Linked DNA regions of Homo sapiens: all the other regions are linked to region 3. Evidence: chromatin loops called from intact Hi-C (ENCODE). Cell type or tissue: heart right ventricle. All regions are shown on one strand. Links, peaks and the distances in the headings refer to the core of each region. The heading gives the core; the rest is flanking DNA.

Region 1 (5,860 bases), core at 250-5,249, 77 kb after region 3:
AAATGTGATGTGATTTTCTCATTGGTCCTGCTCCCAAGCACTGAATTCATCTGAAACTCTTGGTTTCCCTTGGAGGCCATGGTTCCTGGGCACCCTGACTTGGGCAATCCCAAGCATGGCCCGGACCCGCTGTCCCTTAGGGATTGTTCAGGTGTCCCCTGCTGACATCCACAGGCGTGGCCATGGCCACTCTGGCTGTGAGGTGCTAGAACCCTGCAAGCTCTTTCACACAGCCAAGCCTCTTCTGTGCCTCAGTTTCCCCACACTTCTTGGCTTCCTGGGAGACCCAGCCCTCCACTCCAGCTGCTCCACATCTCCACACCATGTTCGCCTTGGCCCACCAGCCAAAGCTTATTTGAGAGCTCTCAGCTCTCCAGGGTACAGCTCAATGAAGCGGGAATTGGCCCTGAGGTTCTCAGACTCCCTCTGAGTCCCTGAGAGTGAGTTTCCTCAAATGAGTCGCCAACTGCCATGCACAGGTATCAACCCCAAACACACAGCAGAGCTCTCACCTTGACCTTCTCATGAAGCCTCACCTGCCTGTGTCTGTGCTTTTCCTTCCTGTGGGAAAAGAACTTTCCTTTTTTTCTTCCTTTTTCTTTTTTTTTTTTTTTTTTTTTTTTTTGAGATGGAGTCTTGCTCTGTTGCCCAGCCTGGATTGCAGTGTTGCAATCTTGGCTTACTGCAAACTCCGCCTCCCGGGTTCCAACGATTCTCCTGCCTCAGCCTCCCAAGTAGCTGGGATTACAGGCATCAGCCACTACGCCCGGCTAATTTTTCTATTTTTAGTAGAGACAGGGTTTCACCATGTTGGCAAGGCTCGTCTCGAACTCCTGACCTCAGGTGATCTGCCTGCCTCGGCCTCCCAAAATGCTGGCATTACAGGCGTGAGCCACTGTGTCTAGCGACAAGAACTTTCTTTACATCCTATACTCAGCCTCCCACTCTGGATTATTCCAAAATCCATCCTCCAAGCTGGGTTCCATAGAAGAATCATTCCCAGTCTTTGGAATTCTGAGTTAATCATCTTATCTTTCATGAAAGCCTAAATTTGAAGGCTACAATTTTTTGTTTTAACTCTTCGACTCCAATTTGAAAATCAAAGCTGAGAAATTACTTTTTTTTTTAAAGTCTACATGAAATCCACCTTTCTCCCTTCCAGGGCAAAAACATCCTATATGAACAGTAGCCAAGTTCAGGAAAGAAAATGCAAATAGTCGCCAGGCGCGGTGGCTCACGCCTATAATCTCAGCACTTTGGGAGGCCCAGGCGGGCGGATCACGAGGTCAAGGATCAAGACCAGCCTGGCCAACATAGTGAAACCCCGTCTTCACTGAAAACACAAAAAATTAGCCGGGTGTGGTGGTGTGTGCCTATAATTTCAGCTACTTGGGAGGCTGAGGCAGGAGAATAGCTGGGTTTGGTGATGTGTGCCTGTAATCCCAGCTACGGGGGAGGCTGAGGCAGGAGGATCACGTGAACCCAGGAGGCAGGGGTTGCAGTGAGCTGAGATCTCGCCACTGCACTCCAGCCTGGGCGACAGTGCAAGACTCTGTCTCAAAAAAAGAAAATGCAAATAATCAAGAGGAAAAAATATAGCATGTGAAATGTGAATATGAGGACACTTGGAGCAAATAAAAGGTGAAAGTTAAACATTTAAGATCAACGAAGAAACCAAAATCCACATGATCAGACCAGGGCTAAGGAAAATTGGAATAGGAGATGTGACCTCATCTATAACAGGAGACATGGATGATGATAAAGGAGGAGAGAGAAGCCACAGGATTCAAGTCCTGGGCAGGTGTGGGGCAGGAGGAGAGGGACACAGGGCTACTGAGATACTCAGGGAAAACTTCCTGGAGCAATTCGGATTTCAGAGAGATGTGGAGGCCTAAGACAGCTTGCCAAGTCGAGGTCAAAAGATTTCCATGCAGAATGGGATTTTACATTCCCTGTTCTTTTGAGTCTCCAGTGCCTACCAGAGAATCAAATATACAATAGGTCCGGGCACAGTGGCTCATGCCTGTAATCTCAGCTCTTTGGGATGCCAAAGTGGGAGGATTGCTTGAGCCAGGAGTTCCAGATCAGTCTGGGCAACATAGCAAGACCCTGTCTCTACATTTAAAAAAATAAAAAATTATCTGGGCATGGTGGCACACACTTGTAGTCCCAGCTACTTGGGAGGCTGAGGCAGGAAGATCACTTGAGCATGGGAGGTCAAGGCTGCTGTGAGCTATGATTGTACTATTGCACTCCAGCCTGAGCAACAGAGCAAGACCGTGTCTCAAAAATAAATAAATAAATACACATATTAATACAATAGGTAATTAATACATAATTTCTGGATGAATCAATAAATACGTAAGCAAAGGCAATAGAAAGCACTAAATATTTCTGACGACCACGAAGAACCTTTTGGCTGGGACAGTGAATTCTACTGGGAAAGAAGTTTGAAAAAGCAAAGCTCAGAGAAATTGAAGAGGACCTTAACATATGTATACCTTGCTATATCTGATTGATGTCTTTTGCCTGATTCAGTGTGCATCATTCCTCCAGCCTACCTGGGAACTATCCCCAGGAGAGTCCACCAGAGAGAGACAAGATAGTCTAAGGCAGGGGTCCCCAACTCCCGGTACCCGTTCATAGCCAGTTAGGAGCCGAACCACGCAGCAGAAGGTGAGCTGCAGGGTCGAAGCTTCATCTGTATTTACAGCTGCTCCCCCACCCCCCGACCATTGCTCCAATTACCGCCTGAGCTCACCTCCTGTCAGATCGGCAGCAGCATTAGACTCTCACAGAAGCACGAACCCTATTGTGAACTGTGCAAGAAAGGTATGTAGGCTGCCCGCTCCTTATGAGATCTAACGCCTGATGATCTGTCACTGTCTCCCATCAACCCCAGATGGGACCATCTAGTTGCAAGAAAACAAGCTCAGGGCTCCCACTGATTCTACACCGTGGCGAGTTGTAGAATTATTTCATTATATATTACGATGTAATAATAATAGAAATAAAGTGCACAATAAACGGGATGCACTGGAATCATCCCAAAACCATTCCCCTCCCCAGTCCGTGGAAAAACTGTCTTCTACGGAGCCGGTCCCTAGTGCCAAAGAGATTGGGGACCGCCGGCTTAAACAAAGAGGTCTTTTTCTCAAGCAGGTTCCAATCAGCGCTAGGCCGGATTCGCTATGGCTTTTGCCTGCCCCCTAGTGGTCAAGGAAATAGTTGCAGCCAAGTGTTAGGATCCAGTCCTTGAGAATTTGGCTCAAAGCCTGGATGCAAAGGCCATGAGATAACGGTCATCCGGTCTTCCTCGCACAACTCACACAATTCTCGCCGTCTTTTTTTTTTTTAAGAGGGAATTTCACTCTTGTTGCCCAGGCTGGAGTGCAGTGGCGCGATCTCGGCTCACTGCAACTTCCAACTCCTGGGTTCAAGCGATTCTCCTGCTTCAGCCTCCCATGTAGCTGAGATTACAGGCGCCCGCCACCACACCCAGCTAATTTTTTGTATTTTTAGTAGAGACGGGGTTTCATCATGTTGGCCAGGCTGGTCTCCAACTCCTGACCTCAGATGATCCACTCGCCTCGACCTCCCAAAGTGCTGGGATTACAGGCATGAACCACGGCGCCCAGCCAATTCCTGCCTTTTATTATGGAGGAAAACCTCCGCGGGATTACAGCACACCCAGTGGACGTCTGTTACCTCATCGAACTTGGGTCCAACCACCGGGTGCTGCAAACACTGACATGTGGATTCCAGTGAGAGAAACTGAGGCATTTATTGCAGGGTGCCAAGCAAGGAGAATCAGCCAGCTCAAGTGTAAGACCTAAATTCCCCAATGGCTTGTAGGTAAGGGTTTTTAGAGGCAGAGAAGCAGAAGTTACAGGCAAAGTCATAAATCAATACATGGCCCGGCACAGTGGCTCACGCCTGTAATTCCAACACTTTGGGAGGCCAAGGCAGGTGGATCACCTGAGGTCAGGAGTTCAAGACCAGCCTGGCCAACATGGTGAAACCCCATCTCTACTAAAAATACACAAAATTAGCCAGCTGTGGTGGTGCACGCCTATAATCCCAGCTACTCAGAAGGCTGAGGCAGGAAAATCTCTTGAAGCCGGGAGGCAGAGGTTGCAGTGAGCAGAGATCGCGACACTACACTACACCCTAGGCGACAGAGCAAGACTCTGTCTCAAAAAATAAAAAATAAATCACTCATAACCTGGTGCAATGGTTCACACCTGTAATCCCAGCACTTTGGGAGGCCGAGGCAGGAGGATTGCTTGAAGTCAGGAGTTTGAGACCAGACTGGGAAACATAGCAAGACCCCATATCTATAAAAACATTAAAACTTAGCTGGGCGTGGTGTCATGCACCTGTAGTCCCAGCTACTCAGGAAGCCGAGGCAGGACGATTGCTTGAGCCCAACAGTTGGAAGCTGCAGTGAGCTATGATCACACCATTGTACTCCAGCCTGGGCAACAGAGGTCTTTAAAAACAAAAAATCAATAACGTGTAATAATCTTTTTTTAAAACTCCCTAACAGGATGTGTGGCAGGTTCCTGAGGTGGTGGCTGCTGGCGGAGGAGAGCTGGCACTCCACCCCCGTGGGGCGCCTCCTGTTTCCCGTGCTCCTGGGATTCCGCCTTGTGCTGCTGGCTGCCAGTGGGCCTGGAGTCTATGGCGATGAGCAGAGTGAATTCGTGTGTCACACCCAGCAGCCGGGCTGCAAGGCTGCCTGCTTCGATGCCTTCCACCCGCTCTCCCCGCTGCGTTTCTGGGTCTTCCAGGTCATCTTGGTGGCTGTACCTAGCGTCCTCTACATGGGTTTCACTCTGTATCACGTGATCTGGCACTGGGAAGAATCATGAAAGGGGACGGAGGAAGAGGACACCCTGATCCAGGGAGGGGAGAGCAGCAGAGATACCCCAGGGGCTGGAAGCCTCAGGCTGCTCTGAGCTTATGTGGCTCAGCTGGGAGCTCAGCTGGTCCTGGAGGGGACAGCGCCGGGGTTGCAGTACCACCTGTATGGGTTCCAGATGCCCAGCTCCTTTGCATGTGGCCAAGAGCCTTGCCCGTATAGATTAACTTGCACCTTTTCCCACCCCTCGGAGAAGATCATCTTTCTAAAAGCCATGTTTGGGGTCAGTGGGTTCCGTCTCTTGTTCACTCTTTTGGAGATTGTGCTTCTGGGTCTGGGAAGACTGTGTAAGCCCCTGCGGAACTTCCTGGGTGGGGCCTCTTCCTCCAGCCACGCCCTGGCCCTGAGCAGCAAAAGGAACCTCCAGCAGACACTGTGAGCCATCCATCGGCCTGGTCAGCCTTGTTCCATTTCAGAGACCATGTTCCCCACAGCCCCAGTGACTAGGGGTGACATCTCCTGACCTCCCCCACCTGTGGATATGGCCAAGTCGAGGTACCGGTTAACCAAAGATGCTGAAGGAGTGAAGAACCAGCCATCCCCTAATACGCAGGATGGTTATATTGATTATGTCAAACTGAAAACTTTGGAGAAACTCCTCTCTCAGAAAGCGATAACTGGGCCAGACACGGTGGCTCATGCCTGTAATCCCAGCATTTTGGGAGGCCTAGGCAGGTGGATCACTTGAGGTCAGGAGTTCAAGACCAGCCAGGCCAACATGGTGAAACCCGTGTCTACTAAAACTACAAAAATTCTGGGCATGGTGGTGGGCGTCTGTAATCCCAGCTACTTGAGAGGCTGAGGCAGGAGAATTGCTTGAACCTGGGAGGTGGAGGTTGCAAAGAGCCGAGATCATGCCACTGCACTCCAGCCTGGGTGACTCCGTCTCAAAAAAAAAAAAAAAAAAAAAAAGTGCTGGTGTTCCTTAGGACTGTG
Region 2 (5,860 bases), core at 602-5,601, 290 kb before region 3:
GAGCCACCGCGCCCAGCCCACGTAGCTTTATTTTGTTATTGAATCTCATAGGAGGTTATTCCCAGAGTGTGACTGGGTAGCATGGGTAGCCCTGGACGGACAGGGCCGGGACAATCTTGCCAGCTGAGAACAGGAGACACCCAGGCCCCAGCTGAGAATAGGGCAAGGGACACCCAGGCCCCTGTGCATGGGAAAGTGTGGTACCAGAGTGAAAAGGGATTCTGTCTGGAGTCTTCTGGTTCCTGAGGTTGTGAGCATCTGGTAGGGGACACATTTGAACGAGCTAACAGCATAACATCACTGATCCTTCTGATCTTTCTCATGCTTTTTGTCCCTGCTCAGCACTACCTGTTCTGCAGGCGGGTCCTGGCCTCCCCGCAGTGAATCCCAGAGACCAAGAGATGGCAGCTGGGTTCTTTACTGCTGGATCGCAGGTGAGCTCTGACTCCCTTTGCAGAAATCATGACCGTTGCTTTGATTGAGGTTCACCTTCCCCAAGGTTTCTCTGCACAACAGTGTTCCCTTCCCGCCCCAAGTTGAGTCATTCTCCCTTCCTAGTCCCGGTGGACCTGATGGTGTGGTTTCCTCCACTGAACCATCAGCCGCAGTTGTTAATTTACATCGAACCTTATGTCTGTCGCCCAGGCTGGAGTGCAGTGGCACGGTCTTGGCTCACTGCAGGCTCCGCCTCCTGGGTTCACATCATTCTCCTGCCTCAGCCTCCCAAGCAGCTGGGACTACAGGCACCTGCCACCTCGCCTGGCTAATTTTTTGTATTTTTAGTAGAGACGGGGTTTCACCGTGTTAGCCAGGATGGTCTCGATCTCCTGATCTTGTGATCCACCCACTTCGGCCTCCCAAAGTGCTGGGATTACAGGCATGAGCCACCGCGCCCAGCCACAGATGGACTCTTACAACTGTTACAGATAGAAACCCCCTAGGGCTATCTAGGCTGTGCTGATTGGCCCCGAGATAACCCTTTGTGGGTGCCGTTTATGGGTACTTCTGCTGCTGATTTTTCTGTTTTGGAAACTTTCCTGTCCCCTAACCTCAGCAGGAATGTGGCTGACTCAGGGTTGGGGCTTTCAGAAGCATTGAGCAGGGTGGTCTCTTTGGCCATACAGGCCACACTAGGAGTTGGACCTCGTTAACATTACTCATCTGCCACAAATGAGGTAACTGAAGCATAGATGGGGTGCTCTCTTTTCCACAGGGTGCTGAGCACTAGTAGCAGGGAGGTGGGGGCTTTCCAGTGGGGCACCTTCCTCAAGGAGGCGAGTCTAAAAGAGTTCTTTGAAGAAGAAAAGGTGTTTGGCAGAAAAAAGAAGGGGATCAAGTCTGGTCCTGCTCAAGCCGTATTTGGGCAAGGCTGGATGCCAGCATCATTTCCCTTTTCCTGTTCTCCAAGGATGTACTTTGGAGGGGATGAGGAATGACATCAGTGCTTTTTAATTTGGTTGGATCCTCCCTTGTACCATAATAGTTCTTCGTGGTGCAGTGAGTGAGAAATTGAGGATGCATTTATTTTATCACAGCCTTGTTCTTAAGACAGGGCTTGGCCGAATGTGAACTTTGTTCTTGATGAGAAGGTAAATAGCGGCTGCCAGGCTCTGTCAAGCATGAGGTGTGAGTGGGAGGCTGCTGCAGAGTGGAAATGAGGTGACTTAGTTGTTAGGGGCAAGCTGAGCCCCAGCCACAGAGGCTCACAACTGCAGTGGCTCAAACAAGTGGATTACTCCCATTCAACTGTTGGGAGGAAGCTGGTTGGGAGGAAGTTGGATTACAGACATGAGCCACTGTCTCTGGCCTAGGATTCTTTCTTTATTCATAGCAATCTCCTATTGTTGCAGGGGTTGGGGCCATTTAAAGATATGGCCCTGGCCTTCCCTGAGGAGGAGTGGAGGCATGTGACCCCAGCCCAGATAGACTGCTTTGGGGAGTATGTGGAACCGCAGGACTGCAGGGTCTCTCCAGGTAAGACTGTCTCCACCCACAGGTGAGGAACTGGGGAGTTCTGAAAGCTCAGGTCAGGGGTCCTGCCGTAGCTCTGGCGCTCCTGGCAAAGGAAGGGGACTTCATGGCAGGCGGGTAAATGGGTCCAGCACGGACCATGGGGCACGAGGAGCTGCTTTCCTGTGTCAATAGAGGAGCCAAATGATGGAGCAGGAAAACATGAGGCCATTATTCTGGCTGTATGGAGACAGGTCGGTCATGAGGACCCCCAAACACCTACATTGTGTCCATGATTAAAGACACTGAGGGCTTGAGAACAAGATACGAACAGCAAAAGATGGGGCATCTGAGCTTGTTCAGATATTTATTGAGTGCTCCCTGCATGTGGGCCCTGTGTTAGTGGTTTTCTCTTGCGGCAGGAAGTGGGCAGGACTAACGTGCACGAAAGCGTTGGAGCTCACGGTGTGCACGTAGGAGGGCACGAGGGGGCTTCGCGATGGGAGAGGTTGGAGTGGCCCGAGTCACAGAGGAAGCAGAGCTGCGCTGGGACTCAGGTGGTGGCTGGGTTTGACCTGGGCTCAGAGCCTGGGGGGATGCGGCCATTGTGTGTGACAGCAGCTCATGGGAGGAGGAGCAGCGAGAGAGAGCCCACAGGGGCTGCCAGCAGAGCGCACTGCGGGGCTTTGGGGCTGCCAGGGCAAGGGACAGTATGGAGAGTCTGCATGCGTGGAATCAGGATGCCGGCGGGGAGAGGAAACACTGTGGCTGGAGCGGCCTGTCCTTGTTCTTTGATTTTCTTCTTTTTTGTTTCATAACTTCTTTGTGAGTTGTACACTGACCACCCATCTGTACCGACCCCACCTAGCCTTTCCTTATCCTGAAATGCCTTGAAGGAAGAGCAAGATTATCCCTGTGCTTCCTTCAGGACGTAAGAGAATCCATCCTGCCCCTCCACTTGCTGACCCTGACCTTGAGCATCTCCCTTGAGCTTTCCAGGTCTCAGTTTCCTCTGTTGTGGAATGGGGCTGTTCATGGAACCTGTCCTCATGGTGCCATGAGGATGAAGGGAGGTGACATATCTAAATGTGTGGTGACCATGGTAGTGTTAGATTGTTTAGTTAGTGCTGTAAGTATTACTAAGGGATTCTTGTAGGAGCCCTCAGCCTTCACTCATTTATTCACCACAGAGGTGGACTTGGCTCTGTGGCCATTGCTGTTCTGGTCACTATGAAGAGTTAAAAATAAAGGCGCTTGCCTGTGGGGTCTTAGAGTTCAGGGGAAGAGGCCATGTGCATGTAATAGTGGGATACGGTAAGGGGCACTGGTCTCCTGGGAGACCTGGGTCCAGGGCACGGTTGACACAGTGTGGCAGTGATGCAAGTGGCAGAAAGATGTCAGCATACTTTATGTGGAGATGTGTGATTGCTGTAACGGCAGAGGATGACAGAACAAAGCAGGGGCTCGAGTGATGAGCCCCAGACAAAGGTGCCAGTGTCCTGGTGCCAGGGTCCCCCTCAGGGATATTCCCCTCCCAGTGATGCTGCTGTGTGGGGTGAGGAGCCCCTCGCCCCCATTCTCAGAAGATTTTCATGCTCTCCTGGCCATTTCTGACTGTTCTGGAGACTGGTTCTGTCCTTGTCCCCTCACCAGCTCAGTGTCTCAGAACTCAGAGCAACTCAAGCCCATACCTGAACATTTCTGCCGCCAGGTGACACGAAGGCCTGTTTCCCAAGTGTACCATTCACTTGCTGTCCCAGCTTTCAGGTCTTCCTGGGATTCACACTCGGGTTGTCCTGGTGCTTGTACTGACAGCTGCTTGGGGCTGGGCCTGAGCTGCTTCACCTGTAAAGAGACTGAATGCACAGGGCAGGGTTGAGCTAGGTGGCTGCCCAGATCACTTCCAGTTGTTCGTCTGTTCTCATTAGCAGACGGTGAGGTGCAGACCTTGTTGTCTGGGTTGTAATTGCAGTAATGTCCACAAGGACTGGAGCAAGAACTCACAACAGGATTTGGAATCACAGAGGCAAAAAGTAGCAGGTGCAGAAACCTGAATGCAGGACTCTGCAGGCTGGTTCCCAGGATGGTGAGGGTCCTGGAGTGAAAGATGAGTGCTCAGAGGAGTAAGGAGGAGGCAGGAGTGAGTAGAGTGAGGCCGCTGAGGAGTCCGTGAGGACTCTGGGTCCTTGTTTAAAAATTTTTTCTGCGCAGAGTAATGTGATGGAGGTTTTACTTGAGGAAAATTGGATTGACGGCAGGGTACGGCCAGTCTGGAGGGTTGAAATAGTGTAGGCACTGGGGTAAGAGCAGGAACCAGGCCAGTGGTCATGTAGAAGGGGGTTTACTGAAATATGCTTCCAAGGATGGGCCACAGATTGGCCAGAGGGGAGGAAAGAGAAGAGTCAGAGAGGAGTCTACGTCTTAGGATCCTGGCTAAGGGCCTGGAAAAATTATGTTACTACTGTCAGAAAGAGAGGGAAGCATTTTCCTAAGAGGGAGGAAGAATGGAAAGTTCCATTTGTTGACTTTGAGATCTAAGTGGATGGTCCCTGGAAGTAGCTGCAAGTCAGGTACATGGTCTGGGAGTTAAAATAATATCATGAACCATTGCATTCCTGCTCCATGTGTGCAGTAAACTTCATGAGTGTACAATCCATTTTGAAGGTGGTGAATGTAAGGCTCAGAGAGGTTAATTGATTTTCCCATGATCACACAGCAATTGAGCAGCCAGTGCAGCACTCAAAACGGGTTTCTCACTGCTAGGTCCCTTCTCTTCCACTACTGTGTCTTTCTCCCAGTGTCTCTGTTTATACTTAGGTATCATTGTATTTATTTTTCCCCCAGCTTTATATTTTGAACTCTTATTATACAAATTTTCAAACATACAGAAAAGCTAAGACTAGTACAGGGAACACACTTAGGTCTTTATCTACATTCACCAATTGTTAACATTTGCCATATTTAGCTGTATAATGTGTGTTTTGTTTTGGAATGATATGGAAGTTGGAGGCATCTCAATCTTTCATTTGTAAATACTTCAGCATTTGTCTAACAATGACATTCCCAACATAGCCCAGTAGCATAATTTCATCTAAGAAAATAAACATAAATTCGATATATGTAACATCTAGTGCATAGTCAGCTTTCCCCAAGATCTAGTTGTGGTTTGTGCATTGCATTTAGTTTTAATCTTACTATTCATAACACCTCAAAACTGAAAACTACCCAAATGAACAACAGTCAAATTAATAAGTAGGTTGCAGTCTATCTGTATCTGTATATCTATCTATATATACATACACACACACACATACATATACTCAGTGGAATACTGTATACCAATGAAAAAGAATAAACTACAGCTTCACACCATGATATAGGTGAACGTCACAAACATGATATTGAGTAGAAGAAGCCAGAAACAATGTGTGAGACAATTACCTGAAGTTCAAGAACAGGCAAAAAAGTCCAGACAATGTGTTCCCGTTGGTATAGTATATATGTATACTATATACGTATATCATGTATATGCTGTATACGTATATCTCGTATATGCTGTATACGTATATCTCGTATATGCTGTATACGTATATCGTATATGCTGTATACGTATATCTCGTATATGCTGTATATGTATATTGTATATACTGTATACATGTATATGCTGTATATGTATATACTGTATATGTATAGTATATATATGCAGGGTATAGTGATGGAGGAGATGTAAAAGGGGCTTCTAGGGACTGGTTATGTTCTGTTTGTTGAACTGAATGCTGTTTACGTGGTTGGGTTCGTTAAGAAAATTCTTTGCATAGTGTGTGGTGACGCACACCTGTAATCCCAGCACTCAGTGAGGCAGAGGCAGGAGGGTCACTTGAGCCCAGGAATTCGAGACCAGCCTGGGCAA
Region 3 (5,860 bases), core at 571-5,570:
GGCCTATGATAAGAACTATTCTGGTCTGAAATCATCACAACACTATATTGAGTTTTCCTGGTAAGTTAGCAAAAACTAAAAACTGTTAGAAGATTAGCAAATATCTACTACTGGCAGAGAGAAGGCCTCTGGCACCACAGGAGATTAAAAACGTGCCTTTTTTTGATGGACAACTGGCAGGATTTAACAAAATTTTAAATGGGTATAATGCTACTTCTAATAATCTATGCAACAAAACACTAGCAAAAATAACCAATATGTAAAGAAATGGTCACTATAGCATTATTCATTATCCACTAATTAGGAATTATTAAATAAATTATGTTATATTGATACTTTGCATCAATTTCAGGTAGCTGTCTATATATTGACATGAAATACACAATAAGTTGAAAGCAAGCCATAAGACAATATGTATTGTACAATTCTGTTTTGAAAAGAATAAACGTGTCTATGCGCATACGTGTTTATCTATGTGTGTGTATTTGTATGTGAAAGCAAGGGAAATCTGGAAGGATGTATACCCAAGTATTAACATTGGTGACTTCCAAGGAAAAAGAATGGCTTACGAATTTGGAGGTGGGGTACTAGAAATTTTATGCATTTTTGCTTTAATTTCTACAAGTGGCATATGCCATTTTTGTAATTTAAAAACCCGAGTAAGTTATTAAAAAATAAAGCAAGTCAATCAACATTGACAAATTGGGCTGAGGGGCAGCACCCGATAGTAGGATGTCAGCTGCGAGTGCAGAGATGGAAGCAGAAATGTTAGAGAAACACACAAGAGAAAAACCCACAGGAACTGATGATCAAATGGCTGCAGGAGGAAAGGGTCCAGATTTAGCCCCTCAGTTGTGGTTTAAGTAACTGGATGGACTGCAGGTTATTTATCAAATTAGAAAATATAGGAAGAAGAGCAGTGTGTAAATGGGAGGAAGGAAAATAAATTTCACCTAAATAAATTGAGTCTGAGATGCCTGTGGGACATCCAAGTGGATATGTTAGCAATTAGAGTTGGGAAGGAGATCTATGCTGCAGAAGCAGATTTCGGGATTAAAGCACAGGTGGCAGTTGGAGCCTTGGGTGAGCGTAAAATCACCCAGTAAGATTCTATAGAGTAAGAGGATCAAGGCTAGAACTGGCAACAACTACATTTAAGCAGTATGTAGAAAATAAAAATCCTGCAAAGAAGCTAAGGTGAGCAGTTGGTGAAAAACCAAGAGAGAATGGTTTCTCCTATGCCAAAGGAAGAGACCATTTAAATTACAAAACTAGTGAATAGTGTCAAATGCTGGAGGGTGGCCTGGGCAACTTTCTGTAAGTCTCACTATATGTCAAAATAAACAAAAAATTAAAAAAATTAAAAATAAATTTAAAAAACTAAAAGAAAAGAAATGATTAGAACTAAAAAATAATCTGTACAACTTTTTAAATTCTTCCCCAGAAAACTAACAATTACTAATAGGTATAACTTTTCATCCAATCATTTACAAGTGACAATGGTTAAAATCAAGTTAAATAACTGACAAGGTTGATAACATCAAAGTTGGCAAGGGTATGGAGCAACTGGAACTCTTACACAACATTAGCAGGCGAATGAAATGCTACCACCATTTTGGAAGAAGGTTCAGTGTAAAACTAAACATACATTAATCCTAGGGTACAGCAATTCTACTCCTAGACCCTGGAAAAATGAAAACATGTACCCATAAATAGACCTGTACAAGAATATTCATCGCAGCTTTATTCACAATAGCTAGAAGCTGGAAACAGTCCAGGTATTCATTGATAGGAAGGTGGATAAATAATGGCAAAAACCGCAATTACATTTGCACCAACCTATACAAAAATGGATAAATCTCAAAATCAATATGCTGAGCAAAAGGATCCATACAGACAATGGAATTCCATTTATATGAAGTTCTGGAACAGGCAAAACCTAATTTGTGTTTGAAAAAAAATCAGAACGGTGGTTGCCCTGGTAGGGGAAGGGTGCAGAGAATAACTGGGAAAGGGCATGAAAGAATTCTCTGGATGGTAATATCCTTTATCTTGAGAAGGGCATTTGTCAAAGCTCAGCAAATGTACAACTAAGATTTGTGTTTTTCATGGTATTAAATTTTACCTCAAAAAATACCATAGGCCAGGCACGGTGGCTCACGCCTGTAACCCCAGCATTTTGGGAGGCCAAGGCAGGTGGACAGCTTGAGGCCAAGAGTTCGAGACCAGCCTGGGCAACATGGTGAAACCCTGTCTCTACTAAAATACAAAAGAAATAGCCAGGTGTGGTGGCACAAGCCTGTAATCCAGCTACTTGGGAGGCTGAGGCATGAGAATCGCTTGAACCCAGAGGCAAAGGTTTCAGTGAGCCGAGATCACACCACTGCACTCCAGCCTGGGTAACAGAATGAGACTCTACATATTAAAAAAAAAAAATAATACCATAAACAAATGTTAAATCTGGTTAATGATATACATGCTGAAGTATTTTGTTTGCAATTGAATTTTAAAAGCATCAAAAGGAAATAAGAATTGATGTATTCAGAGAGATACAGACAAATGGACAGCTATGTGATAAAAGAGTCAAATGTTAATGGTAGAATCTACATGTGGGTACACTGGTGTTACTACAAAATTCTTCCAACTTTGATGTATGCTTGAAATTTTCATGGTAAAATGAAATAGGAAAACAAAATTAAATTATAAAAGGGATTCATACAGTTCTGTTAAATGGCACAATACCATCTGTGCTATTCTGTTTCTACCATGATGTTTCCTAACATTATATCATCTATTTACTATCTCTAGTAGTTAACTTTAATAGGCATGTAACCCTGCTACTCTCTCATGTAATTTCACTTTATTCAATTATAACTGCCGCTTTGTGGTCACTGTCAAATTTGATGTATATGAGGTTTGTAATGAGATATATATTAGTTCCTTCAAATAGGACCAAGTTTTTGAAAGTTTTCACTTTGCTTGATAATGAAAAATATAATAATCTACTAAATAGAGATTTTCTATGTCTTAAAAAGCCTTAACAAGTCAGTATGCATGAATTCTCTCATATGGTTCTACTACTCAAGACTCTACCCAAGTTTTTTTCAATCTGGCCACAGTTGGAATCTAAACTGGGAGGTGAGTTAACTTGACAGCCTTGGTGGAAGTTAGAAAACACTTTCCCTGCAACAACAGAAACTGCCAGGAGGTGGCAGGAGCGCAACACCAAGCATTTCAATCTGGGTTAGAAATACCAGAAATTTTAAAAATCACTCTCTCAGCTAGGTGCGGTGGCTCACGCCTGTAATCCCAGCACTTTGGGAGGCCAAGGCGGGCAGATTACGAGGTCAGGAGTTCCAGAGCAGCCTGACCAACATGGTGAAACCCCGTCTTTACTAAAAATACAAAAAAAAATTAGCCGGGCATGGTGGCACACGCCTGTAATCCCAGCTACTCAGGAAGCTGAGGCAGGAAAATCGCTTGAACCCGGGAGGTGGAGGTTGCAGTGAGCTGGGATCGCGCCACTGCACTCCAGCCTGGGCAACACAGTGAGACTCCATCTCAAATAAATAAATAAATAAATAAATAAAAATAATAATTTTTTTAAAAATCACTTTCTCTTAATTTAGCACCAGAAAATTATACGTATATGAAAACACAAGTGTAATAAAAGAGCATACTTTTATAGAATGAAGACATTTACTGACTTGTGATCATGTAGCTCAAACAACATTAAACTTCCAAAGATCTTAGTTTCACTCTAGACCTTCAAACCAGCTGTGCATCTGTGAGCAAGTCAGCCTTGCTTATTTCCTGGATCAAGGCTTCCTTAACTATAAAATGAAGACAACTGGACCAAATGTCTCTTAAATACCATCCCAGCTCTTGAGTTCTATGAATTTCAGTCACTGTAACTTCTGCAATTGATCCAAGCTGGTAGGTGTACTTTGGAAATATACCTCAAATCTACCTACATGCCAAACCCCACTGCCACCGCTAGTTGAAGCCACCATCATCTTTTGTCTGACAACTACAATAACCTCCCGACTGCCCTCCCTACTTACAGTCATGTCCTTCTCTCATACAATATCCACAACGCAGCCACAGTGGCACGATCATAGCTCACTGCAGCCTCGAACTCCTGAGTGCAAGTGATCCTCTAGTCTCGGCCTCCCGAATAGCTGGGACTACAGATGTGCATCACTACATCCAGCTAATTTTTGTATTTTTTGTAGAGATGGGATCTCACAGTTGCCTAGGCTGGTCTTGAACTCCCGGACTCAAGCAATCCTCCTGCCTCAGCCTCCCAAAGTGCCAGGATTATAGGCATAAGCCACCACACCTGGCCTTGGAATAACTTTTCTAAAAACTAATCAGATATTGTCACTCTCCTGCTCAAGATTCTTCACTGGCTTTCCTCTTCACCAAGAAAATCTGAACACTTCATTGTGGCCCAACATAAGCTGACCGCTGCCTACATCTCGTTTCACATCGCATGCCACCTTTCCCCTTGCTCTTGGTCCTCCAGGTGCAGAGACCTTCTTCCTACCCCATAAACATATCCAGCTCTCCCCCGCCTCAGGGCCTCTTCCCACAGTTCCTCAGATGGCAGACTCTGCATCCAGCAAGTTTCAGCTGCAATGTCACCTCCTAAGAGAAGACTGCTCCCTTCTCTGGCATAGCACTTTTTCTTTTTTTCTTTTTTTCTTTTTTTTTTCTTGAGACGGAGTCTTGCTCTGTCACCCAGGCTGAAGTGCAGTGACATGATCTCGGCTCACTGCAACCTCCGCCTCCCGGATTCAAGCAATTCTCCTGCCTCAGCCTCCCAACTAGCTGGGATTACAGGTGCCCACCGCCGCACCTAGCTGATTTTTGTATTTTTAGTAAAGACAGGGTTTCACCATGTTGGCCAGGCTGGTCTCAAACTCCTGACCTCAAGGGATCCTCGCGTCTCAGCCTCCCAAAGTGCTGGGATTACAGGCGTGAGCCACTGCGCCTGGCCTAGGATAGCACTTTCTTTTTCTTTCCCAGCATGCCATCACCATCTGTGATTATTTCATTTATTTGTCTGTCTGCTATCTACCTCCCACCCTCAGCCCAACTGGACTGTGAGCTCCATGGAAAGCCTTTACCTGTCTTGTTCACCACTGGATTCCCAGTGCTGCATCTGGTGCCGTGCCACAGCATCTGACACAAAGCCAGTGCTCAATAAACATCTTAAATTAATTAACAGAATGGAGGGATTAGCTCCTAGAGTCAGGCATGAAGGAAAAAAGAGCTGCACTTGGAGGCCTTTTCCATGCAAACAATTTGCATCCGGAGATTTATGAAGCTATTTCTCTTTCTCTTTTCTCTTTTTCTCCCCTCACCATAACGGGTATAGGATGGGGATATTTTCCATGGATTTAGGGAACTTCCAGCTATCCAACTTTTAAAACACAGTCCATCCATCTGAGTATATGCTGAGAATGGGATGCTTGGAAATAAAGCAGCTTCACCCAGGGGCAGTTTATGTTTTTCTAACTAACTTGGGGTGGGGATGGAATGAAAGGTGGTTGAATAGGGCAGTGACTAAGCAGAGGAGGATGGAGAGATGGGCGGATATCAGGGAATTCCGCCCAGTGACCTGGCTCCTGAACACCTACGAAGTCAACCTTGTGACATTCAGCCCATCCCAGTGTAACCCTTACCCATCCACTCCTGTCCTGTTGGGCCATTGTGTTTAATCCTGAAATCCCACCTCTTCTAAGAAGTCTTCTCAGATTAGTTGTGGCAGAGTGAAAAGTGTAAAGGATTAGGGGTTAGAAGACCTCAGTTCAAGCATAGCCACTTCCTAGTTCTGTGACCTCGGGGGCATGTA
Region 4 (5,860 bases), core at 449-5,448, 140 kb after region 3:
TACTCTAGCCGGGGCAGCAGAGTGAGACGCTGTCTCAAAAAAAAAAAAAAAAAAAAAGACTAATCAAAGCCTTAATTTCATAACTATGAACCGTGTTTACAGAATGTTAGCACTAAAGTCCATTTTGTTTGTCAGAAAACTACTTATGATCTCTCTTTTTTTTTTTTTTTTGAGACTGAGTCTTGATCTGTCACCCAGGCTGGAGTGCAGTGGTGCAATCTTGGCTCACTGCATCCTTCCCCTCCCAGGTTAAAGCGATTCTCCTGCCTCAGCCTCCTGACTAGCTGGGATTACAGGTGTGCAACACCACACCCGCCTAATTTTTGTATTTTTAGTAGAGACAGGGTTTCACCATGTTGGCCAGGCTGGTCTCGAACTCCTGACCTCAAGTGATCCGCCCGCCTTGGCCTCTCAAAGTGCTGGGATTACAGATGTGAGCCACTGCACCTGGCACTTCAGTTTGTTTTGTTTTTATTTTTTGAGACAGAGTTTTGCTCTGTCACCCAGGCTGGAGTGCAGTGGCGCGATCTCGGCTCATTGCAACCTCTGCCTCCCATGTTCAGGGGATTCTTGTGTGCCTCAGCCTCCCAAATAGCTGAGATTACAGGTGCACACCACCATGCCCAGCTAATTTTTGTATTTTTAGTAGAGACAGGATTTCACCATGTTGGCCAGGCTGGTCTCAAGTCCAGGCCTGCCTCGGACTCCCAGAGTGCTGGGATTACAGGCATGAGCCACTGCGCCCGACCTCAGTTATTTTTAATGTACTAGTTAATTACACCCTTCGAGCATGACTCAGGTCATACTGACAGGCCCAGTCATTTGACTAGTGAATTTTCCTTTTTTTTTTTTTTTTGAGACAGAGTCTCGCTCTGTCACCCAGGCTGGAGTGCAGTGGCGCGATCTCTGTTCACTGCAAGCTCCACGTCCCTGGTTCAGGCCATTCTCCTGCCTCAGCCTCCCGAATAGCTGGACTACAGGCGCCTGCAACCACGCCCGGCTAACTTTTTTTTGTATTTTTAGTAGAAACAGGGTTTCACCATGTTAGCCAGGATGGTCTCGATCTCCTGACCTCGTGATCCGCCCGCCTTGGCCTCCCAAAGTGCTGGGATTACAGGCGTGAGCCACCGCGCCCGGCCCTCCTCTTTTTTTTTTTTAGACGGAGTCTCGCTCTGTCGCCCAGGCTGGAGTGCAGTGGCACAATCTCAGCTCACTGCAAGCTCCGTCTCCCGGGTTCACACCATTCTCCTGCTCAGCCTCCCAAGTAGCTGGGACTACAGGCACCCGCCACCACGCCTGGCTAATTTTTTGTATTTTTAGTAGAGATGAGGTTTCACCGTGTTAGCCAGGATGGTCTCGATCTCCTGACCTCGTGATCCGCCCACCTCAGCACCTCCCAAAGTGCTGGGATTACAGGCGTGAGCCACCATGCCTGGCCTTGACTAGTGAATTTTCATTGCTCAAGCTAAATGTCTTAGGTTTAAACAGATGGCATCTAGCCAGTAGATAGCTTGATAAAATCTCAGAAACTATAATATCTATAGTGGTGAGATTCTGAACTAGTTTTGGAGCAAAGTTAACTTTAAAATTATGCCACATTGCACTTTTTAGGAAAGTGGAGACCACTGAAATCAAAGTAGGATATCCTGAGCTGATTGCAGAAAGATTTTTTTTTTTTTAGAGATGGAATCTCGCTCTGTTGCGCAGGCTGGAATGCAGTGGCGCAGGCTTGGCTCATTGTATCCTCTGCCTCCTGGGTTCAAGCAATTCTCCTGCCTCAGCCTCCCAGGTAGCTGGGATTACAGGCATCCATCACCACGCCTGGCTAATTTTGTATTTTTAGTAGAGACAGGGTTTCACCATGTTGGCCAGGCTGGTCTCAAACTCCTGACCTCATGTGATCCACCCGTCTCAGCCTCCCAAAGTGCTGGAATTATAGGCATGAGCCACTGTACCCAGCTCATTCCAGAAAGATTTTGAGCAGTTGTTTTTGTATGGTAGTTTTATGGTGGACATAATTTCCACAATTTCTTGTGTTAAAGGTATGGCTGTAAAGACCCAAAAACACTTTTCAGTTTGATTATTTTTTGGTAACTATATTTTCTTAGGTTTAACTTGTGGCCCTAAAGAACTGGAAACCCAAAGGAACGAATATTCCTGCCCCACAGAGTCCCATCTTTGGTGAGGCTGTTTCTGGAGTTTACATGATGACCAAGGTACTAGGCATGGCCCCAGTTCTGGGCCCTAGGCCTCCACAGGAGCAGGTGGGGCCTCTGATGGTAAAAGTCGAGGAGAAAGAAGAGAAAGGCAAGTACCTTCCTAGCCTGGAGATGTTCCGCCAGCGCTTCAGGCAGTTTGGGTACCATGATACCCCTGGACCCCGAGAGGCCCTGAGCCAACTCCGGGTGCTCTGCTGTGAGTGGCTGAGGCCCGAGATCCACACCAAGGAGCAGATCCTGGAGCTACTGGTGCTGGAGCAGTTCCTGACCATCCTGCCCCAGGAGCTCCAGGCCTGGGTGCAGGAGCATTGCCCGGAGAGCGCTGAAGAGGCTGTCACTCTCCTCGAAGATCTGGAGCGGGAACTGGATGAGCCAGGACACCAGGTAGGCAGGAGAGACCTTTGTTATTCTAGGAGATTGGGAGCGTAACATTCTAGGCAGGAACAAGGGTTTGTCCATACATTAAGATTTGCTGAATGGAAATTTCTGCTGAATTAGACCTTGTTTCCTCCTATTTTTCTCTATCATCCTAAACTAACTTTTAGCCTTGGGAATGGAATGGGATGGGTGTTTTCCTTTTCTCTTTCCTAGAGGTTCTATGTAGCTCTACTGGGATTTTCATTCTTGGTCTTAAAGTGAGCCATGCACAAACCTAGCCATTCCTGATTGTCTCTAGGTCTCAACTCCTCCAAACGAACAGAAACCGGTGTGGGAGAAGATATCCTCCTCAGGAACTGCAAAGGAATCCCCGAGCAGCATGCAGCCACAGCCCTTGGAGACCAGTCACAAATACGAGTCTTGGGGGCCCCTGTACATCCAAGAGTCTGGTGAGGAGCAGGAGTTCGCTCAAGATCCAAGAAAGGTCCGAGGTGAGGACCACCCATTAGACTCCTATTCAGTGCCCCAGGCCCCTGTGGTTGGAGAAGCAGAATAATTAGTAATTCTTGGTTGTGAGGTGATTTCATAGATTGACTTGATTAGTTGGGCTGACTGGGTGGAAATAGTCCCCTTTCCTCCCCCAAGTAAGGCTGTCTTAACCTGGGCCCTAGCATGGGAATGGATCACTCTTAAAGGATCAGTTTCTCTTTGAAGTCTGAGTATTACAAATAATTTTTTTTAAAGGGTCAATTGAAATGAGTTTAAAAAAGAAACTGTTAACAGAGGTGTAGAGACTTCAAATGAACCAATAAGGAATAGTGTTGCACCAGACAACAGTGAAAAGCTGTTACTCCCTGTGAGCCTAAAGGGACAGAGGGGGACCCTCTTACCAGAATCAGGTAAGAGCTATAGTCATGGAGGAGGGGGTCACTTGATAGAAGTTGTGGCTGTAGGCCCTGCTGTGGGATGAGGAGAAAACGGAATAAATACCCCAACTGCACCCTCCTCCTGCCCTTAAATCTCCTGCTTTTGTTCCCCAATGACAAACTCAGTTGGCAGCCAGAGGGCAGGAAAGACAAGACAGTGCAGCCCTTAGGGTCAGCTTCCTGGGGCACAGGGCGGGTCAGAGAATGGATCTGAGAAGGGCAAATGGGAAATAATTGGCAACCTCCTTTCTGAAGCTATGGAAAGAGGTGGGGCATTTTTCACAAGTCAAAGCTGTATTAGGTGACTACTCCTGAGCTCAAATCTCCATATATTATGGTTTATAGAATAATCTCAGGCCATAAATGGTCATCCCCTGTGGGGGTGTTTTTGTGTGTTTTTCTGAGACAGGGATTCCATCCGTCATCCAGGCTGGAGGGCAGTGGCGTGATCATAGCTCACTGCAGCCTCAATCTCTGGGGCTCAAATGATCCTCCCACCTCAGCCTCCCAAGTAGCTGGGACCACCATGTCTGGCTAACTTTATTTTTTTGTACAGACAGGGTCTCACTATGTTGCCCAAGCTGGCCCTATGTTATTTTGTTATTTTATGGGTTCTACTCTTAAGTACCTTCATTTACCAGAAGGATTAGAACTAAATCTTTGAAACAGAGTTAATGTTTAATTATATGTTTGCAAAAATATGGCATATTATTCCAAATCCTAATAGTTTCAAACCAGGACTTTGCTTACGTGTTGGTGGTGTAGACCACTATTTATGTGTGTGGTGTGATTTCATGACAAGAGTCCATGGCCCTCAGAAATCTCCCTCCATGCTTGCTGTGTCTGAAACGTGAAACTCCATCATGGAAACAGAGTTTCGAGCCGGTTAAAAATCACATTTTCTAGGAAAAGTAAAAAATTAAACTGTTAGCTAAATTCTTCATGGTTTATGGTGAACACAGTAGACCTCTCCAGGCAATTGGGGTTTCCCCAGAGTTGCCACAGTAATTAGAGATAAAAATAGCCGGAGACCTATCTGGTCAGTTTTATTTTCCATATCTCTTGGTGTAGCCCCTTGGCAGTATTACACAAAGAGGAGGGTGGAGTGGAAGGATTATCAGAGCCAGGAACAGGCTTGGGTTTTAGTACCCAGATGGGACAGAAGACAAAGCTGCTGGGCCCTCCTAAGGAAAGGGAAGTTGGCTGTGAAAGCTTTGCATAAAGTCTTTTTTTTTTTTTTTTTTTTGAGACGGAGTCTCCCTCTGTTGCTAGGCTGGAGTGCATTTATGCAATCTCGGCTCAGTGCAACCTCTGCCTCCCAGGTTCAAGAGATTCTCCTGCCTCAGCCTCCCGAGTAGCTGGAACTACAGGTGCACACCACCACGCCCAGCTCTTTTTAAAAAAACAGAGTTTCGGTCTTGTTGCCCAGGCTGGAGTGCAGTGGCGCTATATCGGCTCACCGCAACCTCCGCATTCCAGTTTCAAGTGATTCTCCTGCCTCAGCCTCCCGAGTAGCTGGGATTATAGGCTTCTGCTACCATGCTCGGCTAATTTTTGTATTTTTGGTAGAGACAGGGTTTCACCATGTTGGCCAGACTGGTCTCGAACTCCTGACCTCATGATCCGCCCTCCTCGGCCTCCCAAAGTGCTGGGATTACAGGCGTGAGCCACCACGCCCAGCCAAGAAACTGTTAATAAAAACACAAACAGGCACCTTTGACAGAAACAAAATAGAATTTCTAAAAGTGAAAACTGTAGTCATTGAAATGAAGAATGCAATGGCTGTTTTAAATAATGAAGGACATGATTAGCAAACAGAGGTAGATGGAAGGAAGTCATCTGAAATGCTACTTAGAAAGATCAAGGTGGCAGGCATTGGACATCAGTGTGGGATCAGATGAGAAGGTCCAGTGTATGTTTAATAGCTGTTCCAGAGGAGGCGGAAAGAGTTGGAGAGGGCAGACATGATGGCTCACACCGGTCATCCCAGCACTTTGGGAGGCCGAGGAGGGCGGATCATGAGGTCAGGAGATGGAGACCATCCTGGTCAACATGGTGAAACCCCATCTCTACTAAAAATACAAAAATTAGTTGGGCGTGGTGGCATGCACCTGTAGTCCCAGCTACTCAGGAGGCTGAGGCAGGAGAATCGCTTGAAGCCAGGAGGCGGAGATTGCAGTGAGCCAAGATCGCGCCATTGCACTCCAGCCTGGCAACAGAGTGAGATTCCATCTCAAAAAATAAAAAAAAAACCAGACTGGCTGGGCATGGTGGCTCACGCCTGTAATCCCAACACTTCGGGAGGCTGAGGCAGGCGGATCACCTGAGGTCAGGAGT

Evidence for each region. Peaks named below come from ENCODE experiments on the same cell type or tissue, not always from the same donor. Only the 100,000 strongest peaks of a DNase experiment are listed, where the experiment ranks them.
Region 1: a loop joins it to region 3, with 12 times the contacts of the local background. A loop is called at or near these places in 79 of 110 quality-filtered maps.
Region 2: it touches region 3 in a loop (2.0-fold over the local background); 20 of 110 quality-filtered maps call a loop at or near these places.
Region 4: it touches region 3 in a loop (6-fold over the local background); 43 of 110 quality-filtered maps call a loop at or near these places.

Annotation. Positions count from the first base shown.
Region 1 is chr7:99,987,847-99,993,706 of GRCh38, forward strand. It overlaps the pseudogene LOC100128334. Among named protein-coding and RNA genes, the nearest start is that of AZGP1, 15 kb to the left of the region's middle. In heart right ventricle, for the core only: a CTCF peak has its summit at 3,218 (motif pointing left); a DNase peak (open chromatin) is centred at 3,215; H3K4me3 peaks cover 681 bases; H3K27ac peaks cover 2,001 bases; H3K27me3 peaks cover 726 bases.
Region 2 is chr7:99,622,207-99,628,066 of GRCh38, forward strand. It overlaps ZSCAN25 (zinc finger and SCAN domain containing 25), which reads left to right. Exons shown (of 8, transcript NM_145115.3): 6 at 343-434; 7 at 1,851-1,974. Among named protein-coding and RNA genes, the nearest start is that of ZSCAN25, 8.2 kb to the left of the region's middle. In heart right ventricle, for the core only: no CTCF peak of the experiment used is centred there; no DNase peak of the experiment used is centred there.
Region 3 is chr7:99,910,108-99,915,967 of GRCh38, forward strand. The region is part of intron 1 of TRIM4 (tripartite motif containing 4); the gene reads right to left. Among named protein-coding and RNA genes, the nearest start is that of TRIM4, 6.5 kb to the right of the region's middle. In heart right ventricle, for the core only: a CTCF peak has its summit at 3,206 (motif pointing right); a DNase peak (open chromatin) is centred at 3,224; H3K27ac peaks cover 978 bases.
Region 4 is chr7:100,054,803-100,060,662 of GRCh38, forward strand. It overlaps ZSCAN21 (zinc finger and SCAN domain containing 21), which reads left to right. Exons shown (of 4, transcript NM_145914.3): 2 at 2,109-2,603; 3 at 2,896-3,088. The coding sequence starts at 2,205. Among named protein-coding and RNA genes, the nearest start is that of ZSCAN21, 8.0 kb to the left of the region's middle. RefSeq lists an enhancer at 4,558-4,677. In heart right ventricle, for the core only: no CTCF peak of the experiment used is centred there; no DNase peak of the experiment used is centred there.